Linked DNA regions of Homo sapiens: region 2 is linked to region 1. Evidence: read pairs that join two places in POLR2A ChIA-PET (ENCODE). Cell type or tissue: OCI-LY7. All regions are shown on one strand. Links, peaks and the distances in the headings refer to the core of each region. The heading gives the core; the rest is flanking DNA. Region 1 has its middle 6.8 kb from the start of PTGIS. Region 2 has its middle 16 kb from the start of SCREEM1.

Evidence for each region. Peaks named below come from ENCODE experiments on the same cell type or tissue, not always from the same donor. Only the 100,000 strongest peaks of a DNase experiment are listed, where the experiment ranks them.
Region 2: POLR2A ChIA-PET joins it to region 1 with 6 read pairs; 1 of 35 experiments calls an interaction of 5 or more read pairs at or near these places.

Annotation. Positions count from the first base shown.
Region 1 is chr20:49,572,696-49,577,083 of GRCh38, forward strand. No RefSeq gene overlaps it. Among named protein-coding and RNA genes, the nearest start is that of PTGIS, 6.8 kb to the left of the region's middle. In OCI-LY7, for the core only: no CTCF peak of the experiment used is centred there; a DNase peak (open chromatin) is centred at 2,246.
Region 2 is chr20:50,012,702-50,017,089 of GRCh38, forward strand. No RefSeq gene overlaps it. Among named protein-coding and RNA genes, the nearest start is that of SCREEM1, 16 kb to the right of the region's middle. RefSeq lists an enhancer at 3,083-3,810. In OCI-LY7, for the core only: no CTCF peak of the experiment used is centred there; a DNase peak (open chromatin) is centred at 140; H3K4me3 peaks cover 453 bases; H3K27ac peaks cover 1,141 bases.

The DNA.
Region 1 (4,388 bases), core at 121-4,120:
GCTGGCACCTATAATCCCAGCTACTTGGGAGGCTGAGGCAGGAGAATTGCTTGAACCTAGGAGGCAGAGATTAGAGTGAGCCGAGACCGCACCACTGCACTCCAGCCTGGGTGACAGAGCGACTCTGTCAAAAAGAAAAAAGAAAGAAAGAAAAAGAAAGTAAGTAAGTTAGTTCAAGGCTAACAGGTTGTCCTTGAGCCTCCTGAGGAGCCCTATGTCTCCCAAGAACAAGTCTGCTTCCCCCAGTGATTGGCTAGGAGCAAACCCTGGGAAGCATGGCATATCTGTCAATCAGGCTCCACCAAGGGAGGTCCCAGAGGTGTGTTTTCATGGCTGCTGCAGCTACGAAAGGAAGCACAGCTGCCGTCTAAAACTGGAACAATGCAAGAATAAATTCTTCCACTTACAGAAGCTAAACGAGGTTGAGAGGTGGAGGGGAAGGAGAGACCCAAACCGCAACGTTTCTGGTGTTTTTGTGCTGCTAAAGAGAGAGTGGTAAACTCAAGTCTTCGAGCAAGTATTGCAAATGAATGAAGTGAGCCAGTCATATCAGGAAGGCAACAGGGAGGGATGGGAACAATGGAAAACTAGAGAGGGCTGCCCCATCCAAAAGGAAGCAGCTTCTGGCAGTACCAGCCAACTAAAGCCACGTAGAAATACATGCCTAGTGTGGCCAGATCTTTAGACTCAAGAGAAGCCAGAAATAATGGCTCCAATTATTTTAAAACGCTGCATAGACCAACAGCACACACCTGCCCCCAGATTTTTAGCCCTGCAGTCTAGTTGTGCCAAGGGCCAGTGGTTTAAACATTTGGGGTATGTAAAATAGGTTTGGAGTTGGGATGTTGAACAAAATTGCTCTGTAGAATTAAGGAAGGACAACAGAGTTTTAGGGGGCAGCCTGAAAGAGGGGGCAAAGACCAGGCCGACATGAGCACAGATTGGGGGCCTGTCCCAGTGTGACATCCTCTGTGGAATTAGGAGCCAATAAATGACCATTTCTATTGGTGATGTGTCATACTGAGTGTTTAGTTGTTTGCTGTCTTGGGCTGTGGAATAACACCACACATACACTCATATACATACACACGCACACACACACATGCACTACTCTCACATACACACTCACATGTTGCCCCAGTTACCCCCAAACGTTCAGAAACAATCTGCTACACACGTCAAGTGACCAACGCATCCTGGTTTGCCCAGACTTTCCCAGTTTTAGCACTGAGAGCCCTGCATCCTGGGAAACCTCTCGGTCCTGGGTAAACCAGGAAGGTTGGTCACGCTATCACCACACCTCAGCGTAGCGTGTGAGTGGCCAGAGATTGGGTCAGAGCTGTGGCAGCCACCTTGGAGCCTGAGGAGAATCTTTGCTAAGTCACACAATTAATTAGCCACCCCTGGAACTGTGCTGCAGTAGATTAGATCATAGTCTCCAATTTTTACCCACTCCCTGTATCAGAATTAGACATTCACGCCCTTGGCTGCAGGGTTGCGGTGCCTCCCACTATGAGCAGAGAATAGTATCTCCCTGACTCAGTGATGGTGGACTCGGGCCTGTGACTCAATTTGATCAGTGGAGGATGAAGAAATGACCAGTTGCCAGTTCTGAGCAGAGGTTTCACGAGGAATCACATATTTCCACTTGACCTTGGTTTCTGCCTTGAGCCATGACCCACAGGGCAAACCTGAGCTCAACCTGCAGCCTGAAGTAGAGAACCCCTAGCTGACCTGCAGAGGTCCGAAGAAGAAAAATGTACGTGTTGTTACAAGTCATGGAGATTTTGAGATCTTCTTAAGCAACAAGAATTGACTAATGTATACTTTATCTCTGAACTTTTTAGAATCCTTTTGGTTGAATGTTCTTTGTACCAGTTAAATTAGAATAGGCTGCTTTCTACTCTTGGAGCCTTGGTACATCTGTACAAGAGGATGATGACGACAAGGCCCCCCTCCCATGGTGGTTGGACGAATTCAAGAAGATCTTGTGTCTAGTGCATGCAGTAGGCACTTAATAAAAGAGATGATGCTAGGCCGGCTGCAGTGGCTCACGCCTGTAATCCCAACACTTTGGGAGGCTGAGGCAGGAGGATCATGAGGTCAGGAGTTCGAGACCAGCCTGGTTAACATGGTGAAACCCCGTCTCTACTAAAAAATACAAAAATTAGCTGGGTGTAGTAGGGGACACCTGTAATCCCAGCTACTCAGGAGGCTGAGGCCGGAAAATCATGTGAAACCAGAAGGGCGGGGGTTGATCGCGCCACTGCACTTCAGCCTGGGCAAAAGAGTGAAACTCTGTCTCAAAAAAAAAAAAAAAAGAAAAGAAAGAGAGATGAAGCAAGGCTGGGCTCAGTGGCTCACGCCTGTAATCCCAGCACTTTGGGAGGCTGAGATGGGTGGATCACTTGAGGTCAGGAGTTCAAGACCAGCCTGGCCAACGTGGTGAAACCCCGTCTCTACTAAAAATACAAAAATTAGCCAGGAATGCTGGCGTGCGCCTGTAATTCCAGCTACTCAGGAGGCTGAGGTGGGAGGATTGCTTGAACCCGGGAGGTAGAGGTTGCAGTGAGCCGAGATTGTGCCACTGCACTCCAGCCTGGGCGACGGAGTGAGACCCTGTCTTAGCAACAACAACAACACAGCAGCAGCAGCAACAGCAACAACAACAAAAGAGATGAAGCATAATTCTTTCAGCACATATTACCAAGTATTTATTTGCCAACACTGTGCAGGCCTCTTTATCAAGAATTTTACTGAAGAAATGAAAGACAGAAAACCTCTTCACTTGGTCTTTTTTATACATGAAGAGAAAGCAGGTCTGAATCAGAGGCAGAGGGTTGGAAGAAATGACCTGTTTTCTGCCATCTGGGCCTTGCTGCTGACTGTCTCTAAGAATTTGCACAGGCCTGGGCCTTTGGAGATTTGAAGGTCTCTAAAGTGCAAGGATGTCAGCTGCAGGGGAGCCATCCTCCAGCATCCTTCCCCAGGAGAGCCAGGATTATGTAGGGAATGTGCTTGGCTAAGAGCCCAGAGGTGGGGCAGCTACCCAGATGCAAACATGGCTGGGCCAGGCGGCCTTTCGTTCAGCGTTCCCAGGCTAATTCCACCTAGACCTTGTCTTAGCCTGTGAGAGGATGTTCTGGAGTGGTCTTGCCCCTCTTCCCAGGCTATCTGCCAGAGGTGGTGGGTGCTACAGGAGAGGGACTCCAGCAAGCTTCTCATCCTTTGGTTTTCCCAGGACGGGGGACAGGTGGCCTCACGGCTCCCAACCAGCTGCCTTGGCACTTTGTAGTGGAAAAAATGATGAAGTCAGACCTCAGTCTCCTCAACTCCCTGCTGTCCTGCCTGAGAGCCAGCCTAGCATGGAAGGCAAGGAGAAAAGAGACCCATGTTGATCTGTCACCCAGACAGACCCTGAGTGATGATGCTCCTGCCACCCTGAAGCACCCCAAGAACCTCAGAACTTCTGGCTTCTCATCTTGAAAATGGGACAGCAGTCATAGCTGCTTTGCTTATTATGTCAAGGAGTTACTAAAGAGGATCCAGTTAGATAGTGGGGGTAGAAAAATGGCTGCCTAAGGCCACATTTACCCTCTCCTTCTAGAAATTATACCAGAGCATCAAGAATAATGGAAAAACAAATATACAAAACCAAACCACAAACTCCATTTTTAGCAAAGCCAGGAGAGACATATAATTCATCGGCTTCAGAGTACGTGTGAAGCAGCTAAGACAGGGCAGAAGCCACATGGGAGTGGTGAGTGGGCTCAGTGATAGCAAATCTCAGAAAGCATCAGCAAAACTACACTTCCTAGGGATGAGGGCTTGCCATGAGATGAAAGTTATGTTCCTTCTTTATAAAAATGAATGTAGAAGCTTGGGTGAATACGATTAGCAGCAGAAGCTCTCCTGGATCTCGTTTGGTTCAGAGAAACAGAGGAGGTATAGTGAAGAATTACAGAGAGAAGACATATTTGCAGGAAGCAGTCTGTCTCTATGGCAGCAGAGGAGAGCCACAGTTACAGAGCCCATGAAGCTACCCTAATTCTTCCTTACACCCATAGGAGCAATCAGCAAAATACCTGACCCAGGAAAACCAAGCCCTTCCAATGACAAGCTTTTGAAAAAGTGTAAAAGCCTTGATACAAAGATATTATGATAAATTATGAAGAGCAGAAAAATCTACCAATAGATGAAAGTGTTAACACAAAATGGATGAAAATTATATCCAAATCATATTGGCATAAATTCAAAAAAGAATTGAATGGAGGCTGGGTGTGGTGGCTCACGCCTGTAATCCCAGCACTTTGGGAGGCCGAGGCAGGTGGATCACCTGAGGTCAGGAGTTCAAGGCCAGCCTGGTCAACATGATACTCTCGAGGCTG
Region 2 (4,388 bases), core at 117-4,116, 440 kb after region 1:
GGTGACTTGGTTTCTGGCTAGCAGAGGACAGGTTTCCTGAGTTACAGATAAGCAGAAGGTCAGGTGAATCAACGATAAGGGATGATAAGGCTCCAGGACCCACCGGCTGTTCCTGCCTCCTGGGGCCCCACAGAGGAAGCTCATTTTCAGCTTACTGCAGAACCTCCAGCAGAGCCGGGGCCTGGGAGCTGGGAGCCTACTCTGACTGCCACTGCTGCGGGGTGAGAATTCTCACACATTGTAAACGCTGCCCTGGCTCCTTTCTGGCTGGGGCAGCCAGGTGGACCTGCCCTGGGCTGGACAGGAGGTTTCCAGGTCCCCAGGATGGATGGTGTGTGTGACGGGGCCTCCCAGACCCCAGGATCCTCTTCCTGGGGGCGGGGCTTGGGCACTGGGTTCCCACAGATAGAATAGCTTAGAGCTCAAGGGTGAGCCAGCTGCCTGGGTTCAAATCCTGGCTCAGCCATTTAGAATTGGGCAAGCTATTCCAGCTGTACTGTGGTCCTCACTGTAAAAAGCTATAATAGTAGAAGTGTGTAAGAATACAGTACCTGGGCCTAGTTCGGGGCTCTGATCAGCTCCTGTGCCATAGATCCCTTTTTTATTATACATTTAGATTCATGTGTGTGTGTGTGTGTGTGTATATATATATATATATATATATTTTTTTTTTTTTTGAGACAGAGTCTCGCTCTGTTGCCCAGGCTGGAGTGCAGTGGGGCAATCTCAGCTCACCACAACCTCCACCTCCCGGGTTCAAGCAATTCTCCTGCCTCAGCCTCCTGAGTAGCTGGAACGACAGGCACGCACCACCATGCCTGGCTAAATTTTAGTAGAGATGGAGTTTCACCATGTTGGCCAGGCTAGTCTCAAACTCCTGACCTCGTGATCCGCCCACCTCAGCCTCCCAAAGTGCTGGGATTATAGGCATGAGCCACCACGCCCAGCCTTAGATTTACCTTTATAAATGAAATTGTATAGCATTAAAGTAAAACATTATATTAAACTAAAGTCATTAAAATATTTAATAGCTGAATGTTTGATATGGTGACAGCTGTGCTTTTTGGTTTTTGTTTATTTATTTATTTTTGAAACAGGCACTTACTCTGTTGCCCAGGCTGGAGTGCAGTGGAATGATTATGGCTCACTGCAGCCTCCACCACCCAGGCCCAAGCAATCCTCCCACCTCAGCTCCCTGAGTAGCTGGGACCAGAGGCCCACACCACCACACCCAGATAATTTTTTGTATTTTTGGTAGAGACAGGGTTCACCATGTTGCCCAGGCTGGCCTCAAACTCCTCAGCCTCCCAAAGTGCTGGGATTACAGGCGCAAGCCACCATGCCCAGCCAACTATGGTAATTTTGAAATCAGGAAGAGGACGAATGCTCTTTCTATGACACTGTAAAGAGACATGGACAAAGGATTTCTGATTGACAAAGCCACCGTCCAGCTACTGCCACTGTGGTTTCCCACGTCTGCTCGTAAGGGAAGGAAATGCCAAATTCCAGTTGGCGGTTAGTGAAAATCAGGACATCCCTTTTTTTCCCCCAGTCCAAGTTCACAGATCCCTGAATTCTCTTCGAGGGCCCTGGAGGTGGTGGTGAGTGATAGGATCTCACTGGGGATGGTGCAGGTGCCCAGAAGGAGGGGAGTCAGATGGGGGCTCCCTCAGGGGTTTGAGCTGGAGTGCTGAGTGCCCAGTGTAGGTGGCCTGGGTTGGAATCGGTCTCTGCCCACACTCCCTGGAGACCTCGGCCAGTGGCTGCTGGTCTCCAGGCCTCCTCTGAGGAATGGCCTCCTCGGCCTCTAGGGTTGAATAAGGAGGAGGTGGGACAGCGTGTGGCCTGTGTTGGCACAGGGGTCTGGGCTCTTGATAGAGGGGTTGGGGGAGAGGCCGTCCTGTGCCTTGGAGGGGGCCCCTTCCCCATCCAATGGCCTCTCCGAGGTCTGGGCCTGTGTGGAAGTCACCGTTTTGTGTTTGTGTCATCTGGGTAAGCTGGTGTGTCTTTGTGTGTTGGGGTGGATGTGTGTGTGTGTGTGCAGGTGTGAGTGTAGGGGCACATCTAGGAAGGGTGTCAGGCAGTGTGAGTCAGCGTGTTGTGTGTGGCTGTGTGTGTGAGCAGGGGTCCGTTCTGAGAGTGCGTTGTGTACGTGTGTGTCAGGGTTTGGTATGGCGTTCACTGGTGTGTGTGTGTGAGTTGAAAGTCTCTGGTGTTAGTTGATGGGAGTGAATGTGAGACTGTGGGTGTATTTGGGGACGTGGGGGGTGGACTGATGTGTGTGTGTGAGCACACATGCAGCAGGGTTGGTGGGCGGTGTCCAGTGTGTGTCTGTGTGAACGTGTGTGGCCCTGTCACCGCCGGCTCCAGGCCCAGCCACATAAACTTCACACCCCTGCGGGCGGGCTCCAGCGGCCCCGCAGCAGCCGCGTAGGGCAATGGGAAGCAGATGGGCCAGGAAGGAGGCCATATGGGGCTGGGGGTGGGGGCGCATTCCTCCCTCCCAGGGCCGCCAGGAAGCCCCCTGCCTGCCGGCCCCCCCATCGGGGTGGGAGCTAGAACTGACACAGTAACAAATGTCCTGTAGCCAGCGTGGAGTCAGCGTGGAGCCGGCATGGAGGCAGCCCCCGCCCCACAGCGGGGGGTAGAGAGAGAGAGTATAAATGAGGGGGATCCAGGAGATGCCGGCGGGGAAGATGCTGCCCTGATAAGCCACACCTGACCCCACGGCTGTGCACCCTTGGGCGCCGCACATACCCCCTCCGGGCCCATTTCCTTGGCAGGGTGGCTGTTGGGGATGGAATATAGGGACGTTCCCCCCACCCCCCACCGCGCCCCCTCGTCCCCTCCCCCCCTCCCCCCGCCTCCGTTTCCAGACCAGGGTAGGACCCTAACTCCAGAAACCCTGGTAGATGTCAACAGCAACAGGGTAAGGAGCTGCTAACCTGGAACTTGACTGCATTCCGGCGCTGGGGAGTGGCGAAGAGGTGGGCTCTGGAGCCAGGTCTGCCTGGGTTCCAGTCCGTGCTCTGACACTTCCTGACTGTGTAACTATCATCTGGCAAGTCACCTCCTCTGTGTCTCAGTTTCTTCTCTGTAAAGTGGAGGTAATAATAAGAGCACCTCCCTCCCCGCAGGCGGTGATGAAGGAAGTGCTTGCTCATCCTAGGCCAATCCCAGGTTTTGGCCAGGCTTGGGGCTTCGTAAATGTTAGCTACAAGCACCAGCTCCTGGGGGCTTCCCACACCCCCAGGAGGTTGCCTGGACGTACTTTGCAGAGGAGACCAGAGAGGTCAGGTACTCGCCAGTTCACACAGGGTTTAAGGGGCAGAGATGGGTTCAAACCCAGGCCTTCCATCCCCGGCGCCTGCTCTCCTCACCACTCCTCAGGGAGCATGGCTGGCGCCTCCCTTCCCACCCTCTCCAGCTCCGCCCCTGCCCTGTCTAGGGTGAGCTGCTGGGCTGTTTCTTGTCACATCCAGATGAGAGCAGAGGCTGGGGCCCTCTTCCAGCTGAGACAAGGTCCAGGAGGTCGCTGGAAAGGCGGCAGGCTCCTCCCACTGTAACCCTGGCCCCGACGGTGGGAGCCAGCCCTGACTTTCAGGCCCTAATTAGATTTAGGCAGCTCTGGGTGCAGACCCTGGCTCCCCTCTCCCTGCTGTGTGACCCAGGGCAAGGGCCTGGAGCACTCAGAGCCTCAGGGGTATCCGGGGACAGGGTAGCAGGGACTCAGCCATGGGGAAACGGCAGCGACTGTTCTTGCAGCGAGTGTCTGATGAACGGCCCCTATTAGTTCCCCCCTCGTGGAGGTCGAGATCAGGCAGGGCCGGAGTGGAGGGAAGGGCTTAGAAGCAGAGCTTGCTCTGGGTGGCTTTGGCCTGGTCTGTTCACCTCCTCCAAGGCTCCCTTTCCTGTTTCCCAAAGCAACATCATCAGGCAGGTTTGTCGGGAGGCTTAACAGGATCATGTGAAAGCACTTGGCACATGCTAGGTGCTCAACCAGTGCTGTGTTGGCTTCTCTGTCTCTCTCTCTCTCTTTCTCTCTCTCTCTCTTTTTTTTTTTTTTTTTAATTGAGACAGGGTCTCACACTGTCACCCAGGCTGGAGTGCAATGGTGTGATCATAGCTTACTGCAACCCCCACCTCCCAGGTTCAAGGGATCCTCCTGCCTCAGTCTCCTGAGTAGCTGAGATTACAGGCATGGGCCACCACGCCCAGCTAATTTTTGTATTTTTATTTTATTTTATTTTTTGGAGACAGAGTCTCGCTCTGTCGCTCAAGGTGGAGTATAGTGGCAAAATCTCAGCTCACTGCAACCTCCACCTCCCTGGTTCAAGCAATTCTCCTGCCTCAGCCTCCCAAGTAGCTGGGACTACAGGCACCCGCCA